2 separate regions of the Homo sapiens genome follow, and region 1 is linked to region 2. The links are chromatin loops, found by intact Hi-C in ENCODE. Cell type or tissue: psoas muscle. All regions are shown on one strand. Links, peaks and the distances in the headings refer to the core of each region. The heading gives the core; the rest is flanking DNA. Region 1 overlaps CLTC (clathrin heavy chain). Region 2 overlaps CLTC (clathrin heavy chain).

What was found. A loop is a pair of places that touch in the nucleus more often than their neighbours do. Peaks named below come from ENCODE experiments on the same cell type or tissue, not always from the same donor. Only the 100,000 strongest peaks of a DNase experiment are listed, where the experiment ranks them.
Region 1: it touches region 2 in a loop (2.2-fold over the local background); 12 of 110 quality-filtered maps call a loop at or near these places.

What each region holds. Positions count from the first base shown.
Region 1 is chr17:59,692,280-59,697,589 of GRCh38, forward strand. It overlaps CLTC (clathrin heavy chain), which reads left to right. Exons shown (of 32, transcript NM_004859.4): 32 at 1,449-4,677. The coding sequence ends at 1,573. PTRH2 (peptidyl-tRNA hydrolase 2) reads right to left here. Exons shown (of 2, transcript NM_016077.5): 2 at 5,029-5,310. The coding sequence ends at 5,160. Among named protein-coding and RNA genes, the nearest start is that of PTRH2, 12 kb to the right of the region's middle. RefSeq lists an enhancer at 4,423-4,472. In psoas muscle, for the core only: no CTCF peak of the experiment used is centred there; no DNase peak of the experiment used is centred there.
Region 2 is chr17:59,642,098-59,647,481 of GRCh38, forward strand. It overlaps CLTC (clathrin heavy chain), which reads left to right. Exons shown (of 32, transcript NM_004859.4): 2 at 2,179-2,386; 3 at 5,301-5,384. Among named protein-coding and RNA genes, the nearest start is that of CLTC, 25 kb to the left of the region's middle. RefSeq lists a silencer at 165-244. In psoas muscle, for the core only: no CTCF peak of the experiment used is centred there; no DNase peak of the experiment used is centred there; H3K4me3 peaks cover 830 bases; H3K27ac peaks cover 2,188 bases.

The DNA of each region.
Region 1 (5,310 bases), core at 311-5,310, 50 kb after region 2:
GCATTCCCTGGGCGACAGAGCGAGACTCCGTCTCAAAAAATAATAATAAACTGGTTTCCAATAATAATTTGTTTGCTGAAGACAGCTTTGGTTGTTAACCACAAAAAGCAAAGACATGAAGTCCTTTGTGTAGGAGAAATCTTGATCTAGGTTTACACTGTAGTGGGATGTTAAAAATACTTTTGTAGGGGTAGAGAGAGGTGTTACTTGTTTTCGCTCTCTAAGCCAAGTTCTCTACAGGTCATGTTTTCTGTATATGGCCAACAACTATTTAAACTTTATAAGAAAGAGTGTCAACATAGTATTTGATAGAGGGTGTATGTTCTAATGTATTTCATACCTAAAGAATGTCTGAATATGTCTTTTTTTTTCCCCCAAGATGGGGTCTCGTCTGTCACCCAGGCTGGAGTGCAGTGGCGTGATCTCGGCTCACTGCAACCTTTGCCTCCTGGGTTCAAGTGATTCTCCTGCCTCAACCTGCTGAGTAGCTGGGATTATAAGCATGCACCACCACGCCCGGCTAATTTTTTTTGTATTTTTAGTAGAGACGGGGTTTCACCATATCGGCCACGCTGGTGTCCAACTCCTGACCTAATGATCCACCCTCCTCGGCCTCCCACGGTGCTGGGATTACAGGCGTGAGCCACCGCGCCCGGCCCAAATGTGTCTTATTTTTAATTTAACTGCTGTCTCTAAATTAGTACTGGATCTTCTATAAATGAATTTGGTTTCATTGCCATTTAGACATGTTTAAATCAGAAATTTAAATGTAACTCTAAAAGTTATGTTAAAAACATGTCATTTAGACCAAGCATGGTGGCTCACACCTATAATCCCAGCACTTTGGGAGGGCAAGATGGGCTGATCACTTGTGGCCAGGAGTTCAATACCAGCCTGGCCAACGTGGCAAAACCCTGTCTCTACTAAAAATACAAAAATTAGCTGGACATGGTGGCGCACACCCATAATCCCAGCTACTCGGGAGGCTGAGGCACGAGAATCACTTGAACCCAGGAGGCAGAGGTTTCAGTGAGCCGAGATTACACAACTGCACTCCAGCCTAGGCAACAGAGCCAGATTCTTTTTTTTTTTTTTTTTTTTAAAAAGTCTTTTAAAAAATTCTTTTATTGTGCTGATTTTATTGTGTCATGAAGTGTAATATGCATGTAGGTATGTGTCAAGTATACAGAGTGTCAGGCATACGGTGTTCAGTCATAAGCAGTTCTGGCCTTTGGCCCTGCACTGTTTGTTGGCTTTTTAGGTAGGAACCTTCTTAGAGTAAGACTGTCATGCTAAAATTGTAGCAATCAAATGTGCCCCCCATACAACTCATTTGAGGTTGAGATTATGTTGCTAGAGTGGAGGAGATTGGAGTGTTCTAAATGCTAACAGTTTGTCCTGCCTCCTTGCCCCTGCCCCCTGCTCCTTTTTGTTTTCTTCTACTGTAGGTCAGCCCCAGTTGATGCTGACAGCAGGACCCAGTGTTGCCGTCCCTCCCCAGGCACCTTTTGGTTATGGTTATACCGCACCACCGTATGGACAGCCACAGCCTGGCTTTGGGTACAGCATGTGAGATGAAGCGCTGATCCTGTAGTCACCTATTTTCGTACTGAAACATCGTCTTTACCCACTTCTCAGTTTATAATGGGGGAAAACAGGCAACGTGTTCTTGTAACCTTTATTTCATGAAGGACTTCTTTTTGTTTCTAACTATAAACTTGGATCACCTATGTTAAAACCTTATTTCACATTCCACATCATTTTAGAATTTATTTTCGAAGGGGAATAGTTTCAATGTTTTATTCACTTGGGCTTTTTTTCTTCCCCCTCTTTCTTTAAAGAACTGCTCAATATTCAATCTGTTGTGAAGAACCTGATTTGCACTCTGTAGTGTTTAAAGAAACAAAGAAACTCTAATATTGAATCTCTTAAATTTAGTGTATGTAAACAGCTTACAAATACGTATTGTCTAAATGCATTTAAATCTGTTTTATTCAAAGAAAAGCTAAAGCAAAAACACTGGCATATGACCATGCAAGACTGTCAGTGCCAACAAAGACAACACTAATCAGCACATCGTACACTGGATTGCAGTGCTTCCCAGATTATTGAAAAATGTTACAGACAACTTGCCTGATTTTTAAATGAGCGTAAAAGGCCCTCTAACCTATGCAGGTTTCCCCATTATGCATATAGAAAATGCTAGTATGTTTTGCTCACTTCATATGTAACAGGTGCCCTTATGTTGTGCTGTATCCTGTGCTTTTTCTGTGGGACCATTCCATTCAGGAGCAAAGAGCACCATGATTCCAATCTTGTGTGTGTTTACTAACCCTTCCCTGAGGTTTGTGTATGTTGGATATTGTGGTGTTTTAGATCACTGAGTGTACAGAAGAGAGAAATTCAAACAAAATATTGCTGTTCTTCAGTTTTGTTTGTGGAATTTGAAATTACTCAAATTTAAAATAAATTACTGGACTGTGGAAATAACATAGAATTGAAGTTTTAATTAAATACCACTCAAACGAAAAGAACAGTAGTTTTTGTAGTTTTATATTGGATACTGAGGCATTAGGGAGGCATGAAAGGAAGAGGAATGAGGATTGAGACATGTGAAGACATTGTGCATTATATCAATGTGCATTCCTGTAGTTCATTAACAAGGTACATGCAATAGTCTAAAGAACCAGAGTCACTACTATAGTGGCTTAACATTTAATCTGTCTCCAATATTTTAACCAAGTGACACCGAGGTTTTTATCGAAGCATTTCACTTAAATGAACAAATCATGGCTGTTATATTAACTTGAAATAAAATATATTTAAACATGTAGTTAACATGCTCTTTCTCATCATGAATTATAAAGGTGCCCAAATTATGGGTATCTTGATTTTTTTCAAAAATTGGTTGTGTGAATCCAGCTCTTGCTTATGGCTGAGAATGTTCCTAAAGTTCATTTCACTATCCCTTAATCCTCAATAGCTACACATACCCCCTTGCCTAGTTAGTCTTGCACTGCTTTACAACTCTCTTAGGCAAATTACCTAACATAAGCTCCACAGAAGAGTTTTTTAAAACTTAAAATCCCTGTCCCACCAGGTGTGGTGGCTCATGCCTGTAATCCCAGCACTTTGGGAGGCTGAGGCAGGCGGATTGCTTGAGGCCAGGAGTTCGAGACAAGCCTGACCAACATGGTGACTCCATCTCTACTAAAAATAAAAAATCAGCCAGGTGTGATGGTGGATGCCTATAAGATCCTAGCTGCTACTCAGGAGGCAGGAGGCTGAGGCATGAGAATCACTTGAACCTGTGAGGCAAAGGTTGTAGTGAGCCAAGATCACGTCACTGCACTCCATCCTGGGTGACAGAATGAGACTCTTGTCTCAAAAAACAAAAAAACCTATTTAGTTTCATCCAGGACATTAAGTGAAAGTGTTTAATGTGAGTGCAGGTCAGTGAAGAATACAATGGTGCCCCTGCTTTGATTTGTGGGAGGTGCCATCAGTTTTCCCCACCACTGCTTTTGCACCCTCAGTGCAAATATCAACACAGAGAAAAAAAAAATAATAATAGTATTATGAAAACATTGACTCTGTGGAGACCCTGTGGGTTCTGCAGAGTATACTTTGAAAACTATAAGATTATGAGTTCTATAAAATACCAAGTACAGATGAACTAGAAAACAAGCATATATCCACAATTACCAGAATTTTCATAGTATTCCTTTTAGTAGATATGCCATGACAGTTACTTAGCCACCCCATGCCATCCTGTTGGGAATGCCACTACCTTTGAATTTGGAGCCATCAGTCTATCTGAGGCAAACCTCAGAAATTACCTGAGCCAGAATCATGCACTTAGCACTGAGTTCAACTCAGTCTTAACGTTGCATTTTGTTGCATCACTTTTGCAGCCAGTAAACATTCTGTTTAGAAATAGTTGCTATTGTGGCATCATTCACAGTTGCAATTTTTCTCCTGTGCTGTCATATGCCTGTGCGAAGTGTATTAAATGAATCAAATATTAGAAATTTCAAGGCTGTCTTTAGTGTTCTGCCCACAATACTCCACCAATGACCTTAGACCTTGAGATGGTGCTATAACGCTGCTTATATTGCAGTTAACCATAGAGAGGTGGAGCCACTTAAAATGGGCCTATTACCAAAATTCTCCCTGGCATCATTACAGTTCTTGGGGATACACTGATTTTAGAAATTACTGTCAGTATCCTCCTAAAAGAAGGCTTAAATAGTTTCTAACAAGATGACTATCAGGAAGCTATGTGGCTTGGGGAGTTGGGACCCTCTGCCTCATATTCTGGGTAACTGGTATAACATAGTAATTATTAGGATTGTATCAAGTGTATCTAAAGATCAAAAGGGAAAAAAGGCACCCTTAATTGTCAAAGTTAGTTCTAGGAAAAAATACTAGCAGGGATGACAAACTACGTTCACTTTACAGTTACCATAAATTCTTACTTGGGCCCACCCATTTCCATCTGTTAAGGTCCATAAGGTTACTCAAGTTTCAGTGGCTTCATTGTTACAAGAAAGGGGGGAAGTGAGAAACTTTAATAGGCTGTGATTTAGAACCACTGCTGATTAACCTTTGGCCAGTATGGGTCAGGGAAGGTGAACATGAAACACTGCACAGTAGGTTGTATCAATGCTATAAAACTCAACCTGGAGACAAAATTTAAACAGGTTATAAACCATGGGACTCCATTGAGGGTGGCTGTATCAGTCACCCAAAAAGTGACAGCAGGGGAACAAACTGCAGCTTGCCTCTAGTGGGAATACCCTTGAACCTCGACCTCCAGGGGGACAGCAGCATAGTCTTGGGGAAGGGCTACCAACACAAAGGGACCTAACCATGTATAGGGAAATGCTGTTTCCTCCATTTTAATCCAATTGTATCATGACCTGTTTCTCTCATCTTAAATATCTGTTTCAGCCTCTCACTTGAACCACCAAGACCATTTAACCAACAGTACTGTTTTTAAGCCCAAGATGACAACTGCCAACCATAGAACATGGGAATAGGTTTTATTTTCATCTCAAGAACATTTAAGTTGGGTGAAGAAATTCAGCTTTTGTTGTTAGAATCTGACAGGCTTCAAACACTTGTGATGGAGGGGTTGTTGTCATATCAAAGTCCACCTAGTAAAGTTTTAGGTGACCAGTGACTTTGTCAATTAGGTCTGCTGGTCCTGGCCCAATCCCTAGGACAGTTTGAGAGCCTGGTGCAATCTGAGTACGTCCAGCATCTTGAATTAAACTTACAGTCAGTCCCAGCATTTTTGCATGGGCC
Region 2 (5,384 bases), core at 137-5,136:
GGATCTAACAAGGAATTGGAAACACAGGTTTTTGACTTTCCTTTTTCCTCCTCATTGTTTTCTGATAGTGTTTTCTTAAAGTCATCTTCCACCTGCCTCTGAAGTTGAGAAGTAGGAAGGAATCTGTTAGAATCACTTGGGGTTCAGTTAGTAGTGTCTGTGGTTTGCTTCCTTTTGTGGTTTTGAATTTAATTTCACTATTTGACTAACACTATTTTTACTCCGACTTCCTCAAACACTGTGGGACTTAAGCTGTGACAGGTGAAACTCAGTGCCTTAGATGAAGGCTTGGTAGAGACTTAGAAACATAGAATTCTTACAGGGTAGCTTAGGATTCTTACAGCATAACTTACTGCTTTTAGGTATATAGCTCTATGAACTTTATGAGCCCACTGGAATGTTTTCTCCAATTATCGGAAAGGATAATTATCAATTAAACTTAAGGAGTCTAAGGACCCTCTACTCAGAAAAATAGATGTGAGATCCTGTCTCAAAAGAAAAGTTAAAGTCAGGAAGAAGTTAAAATTAATGGTTTATAAGGCTTTACTATAACTAAATACATTATAAGTTACATACTTTAAAGCTAGTGTATTTGCCTTGCATTACAGCATATACTTGAGCTTGTAAAGCAGGTTAATCTACTTTATTACGATGTTTGTATTAATGGTTAGAGAGTTGTTTGACTTCTTGCCCCTATATTCAGTGACTGAGTTACTGTAACTACACTTTATAACTGAGTTATAACATTAATAACTTAATACCAGTAGTAATTGAGATAGAAGAGTGAAGAGAAAGTAAAATGTAGCCTTGTAGTCTTATGTTATATCTTATTCAGAGCCTGGCCTGGTTATGTTTAAGCACTATTAGCAGAAGAGTTTCAGAAGAGAATTTAAATAAAATACAGTTAACTTGGCTGGTTTAGTCCATAAGATAATAGTGACAGTGGTGGTGTTTGTGGAGGAAAACTGTATTGCTAGAGGACAAGGGTGACAGAAAGACTTGATTTTTTTTTTTCCATGCTTTTTCTTTTCTGGGGTGTGTGTGTGTGTGTGTGTGTGTGTGTGTGTGTGTATTTTGTACCATGCGAATTTATTATATTACCTTTGGAGGAAAGGGGGATAAAACTAGTCTGGCCAAGGCTAATAAAATAAAGCCTCCATGTAGCTTCTTTTAGTAGGACTTAATCTGTTACAACATAGTTAGTCACCCAGAGTATTAATAACCCACTATGGTAGAGATTTCTTCCTAGTAACAAGTGACTTTTGTTCTTACATACTTAATTGGTTTGCAAAGACCTACCATCTTTAGATCCACTATATTTGTTTAGCAGATACTTTAGTATTTTCTGAGTACACAAAGCAAATCTAATTCCATTATTTTCCTTGTTAAAATCCTTAAGTAGCTCCCTTCGCCTGTAGAATAAACTCAGGATTCTTACTGAGGTATGTTTAGCTTGTTGGTCTGGCCCTTGCTCATTTCTCTAACCTTAATTGTGTACTCCCTCAATCCTATAGTGTTACAAAAGTACTTGTAGTTCCCTTAGCCAACCACACTTTTACGTCTCTGTGCTTTACCACATGCTCTTTCTGTTGAGAATTCTCTCGCCTGCCTCCTTTGAACACATTGCTTTAGCTGTGTAGCCTTTGACAAGATCCCTCTTACATATCTTTGTTTTGGCACTTTTTGCACAGAATTAGAACTTGTTTGCTCTTGCTATTCAAGTTCCTTTATTTAGATCAAGAATTCTGTGACATTTTAGATCTTTTTATGCTTGTAACTTAATTTTTCAGCTTCTTGAAGCGTGAACAAATAACTGCTACATGTTAAGGGGGGTGAGAGAGGACTGGTCCAATAGTTCCAAGGTCTTAAAATAAATCAAGAAACTCAATTACCTCAAATCCCTTGAACCATGCATGCTACCTTGCAGATGTTGCTCTTTCCTTTAACTTCATCTGTATTTGTTCTGCCTCTTATTTGAAACAGTTGAATGGCATGTTTGTTTGAAGAAGAGAAGGTCCAATACTTGGCTATTAATAGTCTCTCTTTAATTAACATAATGTAGATGTTATTGTGACCTTGAAGCATTAATGTTAAGTGAGGATTTGTGTTGATGAGCATATATGAATGTCAAGTCTTTGGAATCCACTTGGTAACATGGTTTCTTATTATTTTTTCTAGCTCCAGAACCTGGGTATCAACCCAGCAAACATTGGCTTCAGTACCCTGACTATGGAGTCTGACAAATTCATCTGCATTAGAGAAAAAGTAGGAGAGCAGGCCCAGGTGGTAATCATTGATATGAATGACCCAAGTAATCCAATTCGAAGACCAATTTCAGCAGACAGCGCCATCATGAATCCAGCTAGCAAAGTAATTGCACTGAAAGGTATAAAAGAATGTGGGTTTTCCTTAAAACTCTTCCTATGTTTTTGTTTTTTTTTGTTTTTTTTTTGTTTGTTTGTTTGTTTTTGAGACGGAGTTTTACTCTTGTCACCCAGGCTGGAGTGCAATGGCACGATCTTGGCTCACTGCAATCTCCACCCCCCAGGTTCAAGCGATTCTCTTGCCTCAGCCTCCCGAGTTGCTGGAATTACAGGTGCCTGCCACCACAACCAGCTAGTTTTTTTGTATTTTTAGTAGAGATGGGGTTTCACTATGTTGGCCAGGCTGGTCTCGAACTCCTAACCTCATGATCCGCCTGCCTCGGCCTCCCAGAGTGCTGAGATTACAGGCGTGAGCCACCACGCCCAGCCAGCTCTTCCTATGTATTTATGCAAGTACAATAACTAGGGTTTACCTTTTTAAGTATATTGATTAAGTTTGGTTAAAGAAAATAGATCTGCTAATACCGAACTTGATTTAAACCACTTTAATTACTTTTACTTGGAATGTATCTGTGGAATGTCTTAACATATATCTACTTAGAATAATTTTAAGTTTTAGAATAAATGCATTTAAATTTTGTATCTGGTATAAAACTGTGCTAAACATATCTCTCTACAGAGGAAAGAAATTAGTGATTCATATTCTGGAATAGAACATACTTTACTAATATTAGCACCTAAACATTGCAGAATTTTGTTATGATGATAAACTTGCCTTTGATTCTGTGCTTTTTTTTTTATACTTCGGGCTTGTGTTTCACTTAGATTATTGGGTTCTAGAAATGGCTTGAATTTACAGTAATTGTTTAAAGTGTGTTTGTATTTAGGTGGATATTAAAGCTCTTGAGTGAAGGGTATTTGAGTTTATTCAGACTAACTTTTTAATTGTCCCAACAAGGGAACTGTGCAGCTTAAGTCTAAACAGAGTTCAAAGACTCTTAGACTGTCACGGAAGCTGTATTCCTTTGAACTTTAGAATGAGACTAATTGACCCTTTAAAACAGATGTTTTTAAGAGGGCTCGGTGACAAACTGACTCTTAAAAAGGCATTCGATTGCCTGCTTTGTTTTTCATTTTGATAGAAGAAAGAAGAGTTCAAGTTCGCAGTAATTTGTTGATAAATTTGTGACTAAGTTATTAGAGGTGCTGAACTTTGACTTTTCTTTACATGATTTAAACTTTGTATATAGTAATAATACTAGTTGGAGAGTGAATAGGGTTGGGTAGGACTAGGATATTCAAACAAATAAGTCACTATCACATATCTAAGATAGAAACTCATCTCATCTCGAGGAAAAATGGTCCAGCTTTCACATAGGACCAGATGTTTTGTGACAGTAAGTGTTTTACTTCTATTACTTCTATTTAGGGTATTAAGCTTCCTTCAGACTCTTTAAAGAATTTAAATTCAGGTCCTTAGCAATTCCCATGCCTCTCTATTAAAAGGCCATCATTTTAATTTTGCCAAAATTCTTTTCTATTTTTAATGTTATTGTTATCTTATCACATTTCTTAATGCTTTCTTATGTGTGCAGATGGTGAGTTATCTTAAATTAGATTGTATTAGTTATTGTCCTGTTCTATAAAAAGAATAAATTGAAAAGATTTTCGGAGCATTGTACAATAACATCATAGATTTGTCCCTATATGTCTGCACTATGGAGTCAAGCTGTCATCCCTTGTCCCCCTCCCCAAGACCACCCCACTTATGTATATATTCCAACCCCTAATAATCTGGGAGTTGAGGAAGGCAGCAAAGGAAAGTAAGTCATTCCAAAATACTGCTTCCCTCTGAAGCCAGTTTTGAACCCCTTGGCTTCTTTTTATAAACAGGACTGTAACTCTCACAATTTTTCAAGTCTGGTTGTGGTTTACATACTGTGTGGGATGGGAATAACATTCTTCATTTTATGAAAGAAATTTTTGCACATGTGTTACGGAGGGTTGTAGTACAAAGCTGTATGTTTTGCCCCCCTTCTTTGTCCCCCCAGCACCCGAATCTTAAAATTTTGGTCCTTCAGGAGCCAGATTCTCTGTGTCTCAGGAATGGTGTTTTTCTTAGTCTTTAAAGACTAATCTTGATAGCCTAGTGATAGTTGTAGGCTTTGGCCTCTATTAATTTATACCAAATCACATTTTGAACTGATGGATTTCAAACTACAAGTACAAGCCTTTGCATCTGACTCAGTGGACTCTTAACACTCAAGGCAAATTTCATCCTTTTTTAACTAAATGCTTGCTTTCTTAATTGGATGAAGCTTGCACTTTGTTCTTATCTCCAGTATATTAACAGCATCTGAAACTATCCTCTTCCTTTGTCTCCCTCTCCTTTCCTCCAGCACCTCTACCTTCCCTTTGTTATCTTAAGCCGGTTAAATGTAGCAGGCACTTCTCTTACGTGCTAGTGGCAACAAGACAGAATTGAAGCAGATCCTCTTTTTAAAAAGCAGTTTCCACAAGATTTATTTAGATGAGAGATGACTGCCTTTAAAAAAATACATTTTCTTTCCCCCATGTGTTTGTTATCAGAGTTGCTTTGTCTTGTGTACATGCAACTAAGTTTATGTGTAAAGTAAACATACTTAATTACAAGTATGAAGGTGACAGCTTTGTTTTCAATTATTGTTAAGAAAACTATTCATTAGGCTTATTTTCAGTTGGGATTTAGAATTCCATGGAAGTCATACTATCTGTTTAAAGTGTGTTTATTAGAGGTAATGTAGTTTTTGCTTAAAACGTAGATGTAGATTGTTTGCTTAGTCTTAGCTGTTACCTCTTTAATGGTTGCTGCTGTATCGATGCAACTCGTCTCGTAATAGAACTATTTTTGTTTGGAAGTGACAGAGCTAGTCTAGGTAGGTATTCATTCTAAACTTTACTCTTTTAATGATTTATAATTCTTGATTTTGTTTTTAGCTGGGAAAACTCTTCAGATTTTTAACATTGAAATGAAAAGTAAAATGAAGGCTCATACCATGACTGATGATGTCACCTTTTGGA